Regions from separate parts of the Mus musculus genome. Here region 1 is linked to region 2. A link is a loop called in an ENCODE intact Hi-C map of the cell type or tissue named here. Cell type or tissue: heart. All regions are shown on one strand. Each heading gives the region's core, and the rest is flanking DNA. Links, peaks and the distances in the headings are about the cores only.

Evidence for each region. Hi-C counts contacts between places; a loop is a spot of excess contacts. Peaks named below come from ENCODE experiments on the same cell type or tissue, not always from the same donor. Only the 100,000 strongest peaks of a DNase experiment are listed, where the experiment ranks them.
Region 1: a loop joins it to region 2, with 2.1 times the contacts of the local background. A loop is called at or near these places in 3 of 42 quality-filtered maps.

The regions. Positions count from the first base shown.
Region 1 is chr2:164,065,381-164,069,772 of GRCm38, reverse strand. Tomm34 (translocase of outer mitochondrial membrane 34) reads left to right here. Exons shown (of 7, transcript NM_001291155.1): 2 at 3,104-3,203. Among named protein-coding and RNA genes, the nearest start is that of Tomm34, 3.6 kb to the left of the region's middle. In heart, for the core only: no CTCF peak of the experiment used is centred there; no DNase peak of the experiment used is centred there.
Region 2 is chr2:164,007,463-164,011,854 of GRCm38, reverse strand. It overlaps Ywhab (tyrosine 3-monooxygenase/tryptophan 5-monooxygenase activation protein, beta polypeptide), which reads right to left. Exons shown (of 6, transcript NM_018753.6): 2 at 1-253. The coding sequence starts at 250. Among named protein-coding and RNA genes, the nearest start is that of Ywhab, 14 kb to the right of the region's middle. In heart, for the core only: no CTCF peak of the experiment used is centred there; DNase peaks (open chromatin) are centred at 1,144 and 2,424.

The DNA of each region.
Region 1 (4,392 bases), core at 269-4,268, 58 kb before region 2:
TTTATCTTAAAGATTTATTTACTATTATATGTAAGTACACTGTAGCTGCCTTCAGACATTCCAGAAGAGGGTGTCAGATCTCATTACGGATGGTTGTGAGCCACCATGTGGTTGCTGGGATTTGAACTCATAACCTCTGGAAGAGCAGTCAGTGCTCTTACCCGCTGAGCCATCTCACCAGCCCCATTCTCATTTTCTTGACCAGTGTTTGTTGCGTGGTTTTCTGTGCTGGATGTTATCTTTGTTTATCTTCACTATGACCAGATCAACCTGTAGATGAGGAATCCCAAAGAATTCATTGCCTTCCTAGGATGACACAGTGCAGATTGTTAGACCCAGAATTTGAATATAGTCATCTGATTTCTGAATCTGGTTTTATTTGTGGTCATGGGGTGGGGTTAATGTGCCAGAGGTGGCATCCCCGTGGAGCTGGAGTTACAGGTGTTGTGCACTGCCTCACGTGGGTGCTGGAAGCTACACTCTGGCCTTCTGCAAGATCAGTGTATGCTTTAAACCCCTAAACCATCTCTCCAGCCCCCTGAGTCCAAATTTTTAATCATTACCTAGACTAATTCATAAATCCTCCTTTTTAGACCTTTTATGGGTTGAAGCTATGCATGGGTACACACACACACACACACACATCCTGTTGTTTTCTCTGGAAACCCTCTTAGGCTGCTCCCACTATGTCAGTCCCACATCTTGAAGTTGCTGGGGACACTAAGGTGGCTGTTTCCCTCTCAGCCCCCTTCCCTGAGTAAAAGGCCAGAAGCTATGCTTTTGTGTGGATTTATTCTGAGACCACTATAATTAAACAGCCCTGCTGTTTAAATTTGCCAGATTTTATTTCTGTCCCTACTACGGAAATTTCAGTGTGATTATGTAGGTAATTCTCTTGGCTTCTCAGATCGGATTTCTCTGCTCTAAGGAGCACAGGGAAGCCTTGTAGCAAGTCTGAGACTCGAAACCTTCAAATATACATGCACTCAAGTACTCAGAAGAGTTGAGTGGATTTTGTAGGACCATTAACTAGAACCTTTCAGTACTGGCAAGGACTATTCAACTTACCTCTGTATTTTCTGGCCCAAGAGAAGAATGAAAGAAGTATAAATTTATTGTGTTTATTATTCATTGTTAGTATTGAATGAAGGATATCAAGTGTCAACATGGTATCCTACTTCCTGAAGCAAGTGCAAAAGGATAGGCTGTGTGATGCCCCTTGGGAAACACTTTAGTGGTCCAGTTCCTTATGCGTTAATGATACGCACTAAAGTGGGCCGGGCTTGTGAGCATTGTGCTGGCCTCCAGGGACAAAAATGAGTATGGATGGAGTTTTAGCCATTTCAAAAGCAAAATTGAGGCCAGCCTGATGTATGGAGTGGCTTCCAGGCCCCTTAGGGCTACACAGTGAAACCTTGCTCCCTAGGAAAGGGTGTGGAGGTGTCTACTTGTTATCCCAGCACTCAGGAGGCTGAAGCAGGAATGTTGTCAGAGGTCAAGGCTAGCCTTCTGCACAGACGATGGAACTCTGCCTGCCCCTACCTCGGGACTGCTGAGGCTAAAGATGTGCCACCATACCAGCAATTTGTTTTAAGTTTTGTTGTTTGTTTGGTTTTTTGTTTTTAAAGGAGGTAGGGGGATGGGTAGGGGGAGAAACTATGATGACATGAAGTCTTGTAGCTCCAGTACTTTGGGAGACTGAGGCAGGAAAATTGCTAGTTCAAGGGCAACCTGGAAAAGGTAGTGGGACCTCACTCAAAGGTGGGTGGAGGTGGGAACAACTGATTTTGATAAAATGGTGGATGCTGAATGTCATATCAAGCATAAGCTATGAAAATAATGTCTAAATCAAATATTTCAGGAAGACCTTTGGTCTATATACCTAGGAGTTACTTGGTCCACACTGTTTTCTTATGTTCTGTGTTTGCTGTCTTGTGGTATTTTAGGACCCATGCTAGTGAGTAAAATGTAGTTGACAGTATCTTTAAAATGAAAACAGGGGTTAAAGGAAAGTGCAGAGTTGGAGAGTGTGGAGGCAGAAGTGAGCCTAGGGGAAGTTAGAGGAGGAATTAATACGATCAGAATACAGTTAATGAAATTCTCCAAAAAGTGAAAATCAGGGGTCTCAGCAGGCAAAGGCTCTTGCTGAGTTCCTAGGTCCCGCGTGGGAGGAGGAGAGAACTGACTCCCTCAAGCTGTCGTCTTCTTCTTTTTTTTTTTTTTGGTTTTTCGAGACAGGGTTTCTCTGTGTAGCCCTGGCTGTGCTGGAACTCACTCTGTAGACCAGGCTGGCCTCGAACTCAGAAATCCACCTGCCTCTGCCTCCCAAGTGCTGGGATTAAAGGCCTGCGCCATCACGCCCGGCTCAAGCTGTCATCTTACCTCCATACGCATTCCTCCTTCTGCATGTGAGCTTGCATGCAGGAGCACAAGCGCACGCACGCACGCACACACAGGAGTAAATTTTAAGAAATGAAAGTGATTATAGTCACAGTGAGAGGTCTAAGCTTCTGTGCCTGGGTAAGATCATTGACTTTAGAGAAGTGACTAATGAGAAACATTATGGGGTTGTTCACATTTCTCTATTGAGGTGCCCGTAGTCCTGGCAGACCTGGCTCGGTTATATTTTTCTGGTAAAGGCTTTTCTGACTTAACTCTTGCTCTCTAGCTTGCTTGCATTTCCCTCCGACTCTGAGTTACCCCCTCGTTGAGGCATTTATTATCGTCCTTTTCCTTTCTCTATTGAGTCCCTGTGCTTTCTGTAATAAGTTAGCCACGCAACCAAGTAATTACAACAGGGTTTTCTCTCGGGCAGAAACCAGCTGCCTTATGCTTATATTTTTATCTGGTACCAAGTTCAGTGCTAAAATAAGTGATGATGGATGCTTAGTTTCCTGTGAATGGCAGAAATCTAGACTTCCCCACTGTGGTGATAGGAATGGTAAATGTGTTATCCTATATGATATATAAGCCTGGTTAGGCTACAAGACTCTGCTGCCTTTTCCCAAATCCTAGAAAGCTCCAAATATGAAGTGCATCTCTACGCCCTCTGACATCTATTTCCCAACTCATGATCTTGCTCTTCCTGCCTCCATCTGGGCAGGTTCTGCAGACCCCGAAGAAGAAAGTGTTCTGTACTCCAACCGTGCAGCGTGCTACTTGAAGGATGGGAACTGCACAGATTGCATCAAAGATTGCACTTCGTAAGTGGCCCAGGGAGCCTCTGGAATACCTGAAGGTTACTGAAGAGCAAGCCAGGTTTCTCCTCGGGAGAATCCCGCCTTCTCTCTTTTTACAGATAGGCCACTTAGAATGACAGACTCCTTGTCTTTGGAATTTGGGCTCACTGCTTCTTTAATGGTGTATGATGGGAAGTTAGAAGTAGACTATAACATCTCTGTGACTTGGCACATGAGGTGAGACGCAGTCACAGTGACTGACATGCTCGGGTGGTTTCCTGGGATGATGGTGTGAGAAGTAAGAATAAAGGAAAGAAGAAAGGGGGATAATAGATGCTAACAGGTAGTCTAAGAAGCAAAGAGAGGGTGAGGCACATCTTTCTTTTTTTTTTTTTTTTTTTTTTTGGTTTTTTTGAGACAAGGTTTCTCTGTAGCTCTGGCTGTCCTGGAGCTCACTTTGTAGACCAGGCTGGCCTCGAACTCAGAAATCCACCTGCCTCTGCCTCTCAAGTGCTGGGATTAAAGGCTTGCACCACTACGCCTGGCTGAGGCATCTTTAATCCCAGTGTCCAGTAGGCAGAGGCAGGCAGATCCTTGTGAGATGAAGGCTAGTCTGTTCTGTATCATGAATTCTACACCAGCCAGGGCTACATAGTGAGGCCCTATCTCAAAAAAAGGGGATGGGGGCGAAGAGGAAGGAAGAAAGGACAGTCTGTCAGTAATCAGGTGTACAGAGCACTGAATGGTTTCTCCTGTCTCGTTCTTCCTGCTAGCCTTTTTTTTTCTTTTTTTTAAAGATTCATTTATCATTTTATATATAAGTACACTGTAGCTGTCTTCAGATACTCCAGAAAAGGGCATCAGGTCTCATTACAGATGGTTGTGAGCCACCATGTGGTTGCTGGGATTTGAACTCAGGACCTTTGGATGAGCAGTCAGTGCTCTTAACTGCTGAGCCAGCCCCCCCACCCCCCGGGCTAGCCTTTTTTCATCTTGGCTAAGCTAGCATACATCTGTGGCTAACCCTATGTCTGATGTTGCTGTACATGCATGGAATGAGTAAGGAGAGAGGCATGCTCGTGGAGCCTGTGCTGCCTTCTTTTCTCTTTCACAGGGTGTTCACTGTGGTGGTAAGTTTACCCTTCTTCCCAGGACAGAACCCAGGTGACAACGACCGGGATGATGAAGTGCCTGCCTGGGGTCCCATGGCTAG
Region 2 (4,392 bases), core at 135-4,134:
ACTCTTTGCCCATCTGCTGCTTCTTCTCATTCCTCTCGGTTTTCTGTTCGATGCTGGAGATGACACGCCAGGAAGAGCGGCGGGCACCTACCACGTTCTTGTAGGCAACAGAGAGTAGATTCCTCTCTTCATTGGAGAGTTCGTGTCCCTGCTCTGTTACGGCCTTCATAGCTGCAGCCATGTCATCATAGCGCTCAGCCTGCTCAGCCAGTTTGGCTTTCTGTACCAGCTCACTCTTATCCATGGTCATTTTCTACAACAGCAAGAGCACAGAGAACGCAAATGTCAGGTTTCCAACACTCTTACAATGCAATCAAGAATGTGAATCATATACTGAATGTCTACAGAGCCAAGACTGGGCCAAGGCTTTAAAACTCATTTTGGTCAGCTGTTATCAACCATCCTACATGGTAGGCATATCCCAAAAACCCTTCTACCTTCTTAGAAAACATGAAGATTAAAAGAAAGAAAACAATGAACCCAGAAGAGCCCAGCATGTAGAACACAGTGGAAGTCAAGACTGTTGGAGTGACCTTTTCCATATTGTATTAAGGTATGTATTTTAAATTGTTAATTCTGGTGATGGCAGAATTTTGGTATTGTCATTGCTACAGCTCATCACCAGCTTCCTATTTGTAACAACCCTCAATGGCTTAGGCAACCAAAGAGGCGATCTGGAGTTGTCTCACCACTGGGGCAGGAAGTACAAGGGTGGACCTTCTGGGCAGAGAGAGTGCCGCAGGGGAGACAGGCTGAAGGAGCTGAAGGCAGCAGGGAAAGGACACTGACAGAGCAGAGCAGAGCAGAGCAGAGAGGTAAACCGCTAGTCACCTGGCTGGGGCAGGCTGGAAGTCAGGCTAAGTTAGATGGGCTGCTGGAGACTGCCTCAGCAAAAGGCCTACAGCTTTAAACGTTATATAGAAGTTTTCACGCTTTATTATTTAATACAAGGCCTTTAAACTTGCCTGCTTCTTCTAGAGCTTCTTTGTTCCACTATCCTATCCCCCTCCCCAATACACAGAAAGTGCTTTTAAAACACTTTCTGTGTATTTTAAACATTCATTTGTGTGTACACGCCCATGGGAGAGTGCATGCATGGACACGTGTGGGGAAAGGAGGATAACTGTGGGAGCTGGCTCTCTCCCTGCACCACGTGGGTTCCAGGGATTGAACTTGGGTCATCAAGTTTGGCTCCAATCTCCTTTTCTTGCTAAGCCATGTTGACAGCCACCTAATAACTTTTTTTGAAGTTTATGCTGCCCGCTAATCCAAAGGACCTGCATTTAATTCCAAAAACCTACAGGGCAGTTCATAGCGCTGGTTCCAGGGGGTCTGACCACTTTCACCCCACTTCTGGCTGCAGAGTGTATGTGGTACACAGATAAATGTGTGGACATATAATACAGTACACATAACAATACATACATGATGCTTTTTCTTTTTTAAAGTAACCTTAGCTCTACACCCTGCCAATACAGAAGACCCTTCTCACTGTCTACTTCACAGCATCCCACAGCAGCTAAGAGTCAAACAGCAAGCATTCTGGCTAGAAGAAATGTCAGCAGAAATGACAGTTCTCCCAGGCAAAAACCAGTGAAAACCCTAGGCCTTTCTCTTAGAGCTGTCACCTACAAGTCCATGCATTCTTATGCGCAGCCCACCAATGGTGACTTTCTACAGAACAAGTTCCTGAGGGACTATGCCACACTAGACATGCAGCATCAAAGAGAAGTGCCAGGGGCTGGAGAGTTGACTCAGCAGGGAAGAGCTGCTCTTTCAAGAGGACTTGGGTTCAAATCCCTTCATGCTTGTAGCAGCTTACAACCACCCAGAATTCTAGCTTCAATGATGCAATGCCCTCTTTTGGCTTCTGTGAGCAACAAGCATACACGTTCGCGCGTACACACACGTACACACACACTCACTCACACGCATGCATACACATAATCATACACATGCATGCATACATACACACACACACACACACACACACACACACCCCTATATACATAAAAAGAAATAAATCCATCCCAGCACTTGGGAGGCAGAGGCAGGTGGATCTCTGTGAGTTCCAAGGCCAGCCTGGTCTAGAGTAAGCTCCAGGTCAGCCAGAGCTACACAGAGAAACCCTGTCTCAAAAAAATCAAAATAAATAAACAAATCCAAAATAACTATTTTAAGATTCTTTGACACTGTCAGAGTTCTTGAAGATTAAAAACCATCATGTTACTGCAGACATAAATGTATGTCTTTAAAAAGAAAACGGGTATTTTCTAAAACTTTCAATTGTGCGCAGACACACACACACACACACACACACACACACACACACACACAAGAAAACACTAACTAAAGGCCCTGATGCTTACTTACATAACTCAAGACTTACATAGCATGGATTTGGAGCAGCCGGGCCAATTTCAACAGGAAATGGGTTACACAACATCTACTAGTTTGGAGGAAGGCACAGACAAGGAAAAATGAAACAGTCCCTCTTTCTTCGCCTACCTAACACCCAACCTGCACTTCAGGTCACCATCTTGAGCTACCTCACGTCTCAACTATCAAAACCATCCTCTGATTGTTTCCATGGCGTCTTCCTAGATCATGAGAACAGCAACAAACACCAAACCCTCTCACACGTGCTGCTGTAAAAATGGCTGTCTGCATACAAATCCACTTTCTGTCTTGACTCACTCACTAGGCAATAGCTCTTCCTCACATGATCCCTACACCACAGCCACCAGCTACATGTGGCTATTCACTAGAAAATGTGACTAGTGCCACCTTTTGAAACCACAATATTTCGGATATTTAAAACTGTTCATTTAGCTTGCCTTTGGTTGTGGTATCTTTCTTTTTCTTCTTCTTCTTCTTTTTCTCTATACAGGGTTCTCTGTATAGCCACGGCTGTCCTGGAACTCAGTCTGTAATCCAGGCTGGCTTCGAACTCAGAGCCTCATGTATATTACACTCTAGCATTGTGTAACAGCCCTGGACTTTGTTTTGTTCTGTTTCTAAGGTTATAATGAATCAACCAAATTTTGTATTCTATTTCCAGTCTCTCCCAGTCTCCTGCACATTGCCTGGTATGCACAAAGAGCTCCTAAATGAGATGGTAAAACAGATCCGGGCCCTACCCTCCAAACTTGGCAGTATTTTCTCCTTCCTCAAGAATCCTAAGCTCCTACTCCTCAGACCCCACAGACTCCCGTACCCCACAGACTCACTGCCACGTTAGCCATACCCAATAACCTCAAGGGTCCCCTTGGACTAGCGTATCACTTAAGAAACCCTACTGGGTTGCTTTCAAAGTCCTTCAGCCTGTGAGGTTCTTAGGTACACATTCCCACATGCCCTGTTCATACCTCACTCAAACATGCAGGTCTCTTCATCTACAATATTCTCCTGGATATTTCACTTCATGCCTATGTAAACTGTATCCACCTGCCTAGAGCTATCTGCAATCCAGGACTCTGAATCCACACAAACCTGCACCCTAAGTCTAGGGCTTCTTTACGCTGGTCTATGGTAGTGGAGAAAGCTCTACCACTTAGTTTCCCACACATTACTCTCAAAGGAAGGATTCAGACATAATGCCACAAACTGCTCAAATATGCATCTGTTAAGTTTCTGAACAGGCACGACTGGGAGAACAAAGAACACAGAAAGGCAACAGCACCATGTGTCAAAGCACAATCTGCCACCACACAGAAAAGATCCCATTAAACTAAAGATTTTCAGTTCACAAATGCAGACAACAGCATCTCCCTCAGCAGAGTAGCTGTGACCACCAGGAACAGGGCATTAAAAAACACAGTCATAAAATCAATCAATCAGTTAATCTATCTGGTATCCACCCATCCATCCATCTGTGGGACAGTGGACCAGACAGAAAAAATGGTAAGGTAGAGCAGATTCAGGAACCTCCAGCAATTCTCATAATTGAGGACGGTAGGCATTTAAACCTACTCCCAGCCAGGTGCCTGTCCTGGAACACATGACCTCAACACCCCAGTGAAAGGACTGTGAAAATCAGTCACTTAGGGACAATACCTGAAGTCCTTCCACATGCAGATGAGGCATCCCTAACATTTCATACCAAGCCAATAGAAAACATCTGCCCCTAGATCCCACCCAACCCCAGATGTCCTCTCCATAGGGAATAGAGGGCACGAACCGCCTGAGAGTGCCTGTCTTAGCGAGCTGTAACACTCTTGCATGAACCACCTGAGAGCGCCTGTCTTAGCGAGCTGTAACACTCTTGCATGAACCGCCTGAGAGTGCCTGTCTTAGCGAGCTGTAACACTCTTGCATGAACCGCCTGAGAGCGCCTGTCTTAGCGAGCTGTAACACTCTTGCATGAACCGCCTGAGAGTGCCTGTCTTAGCG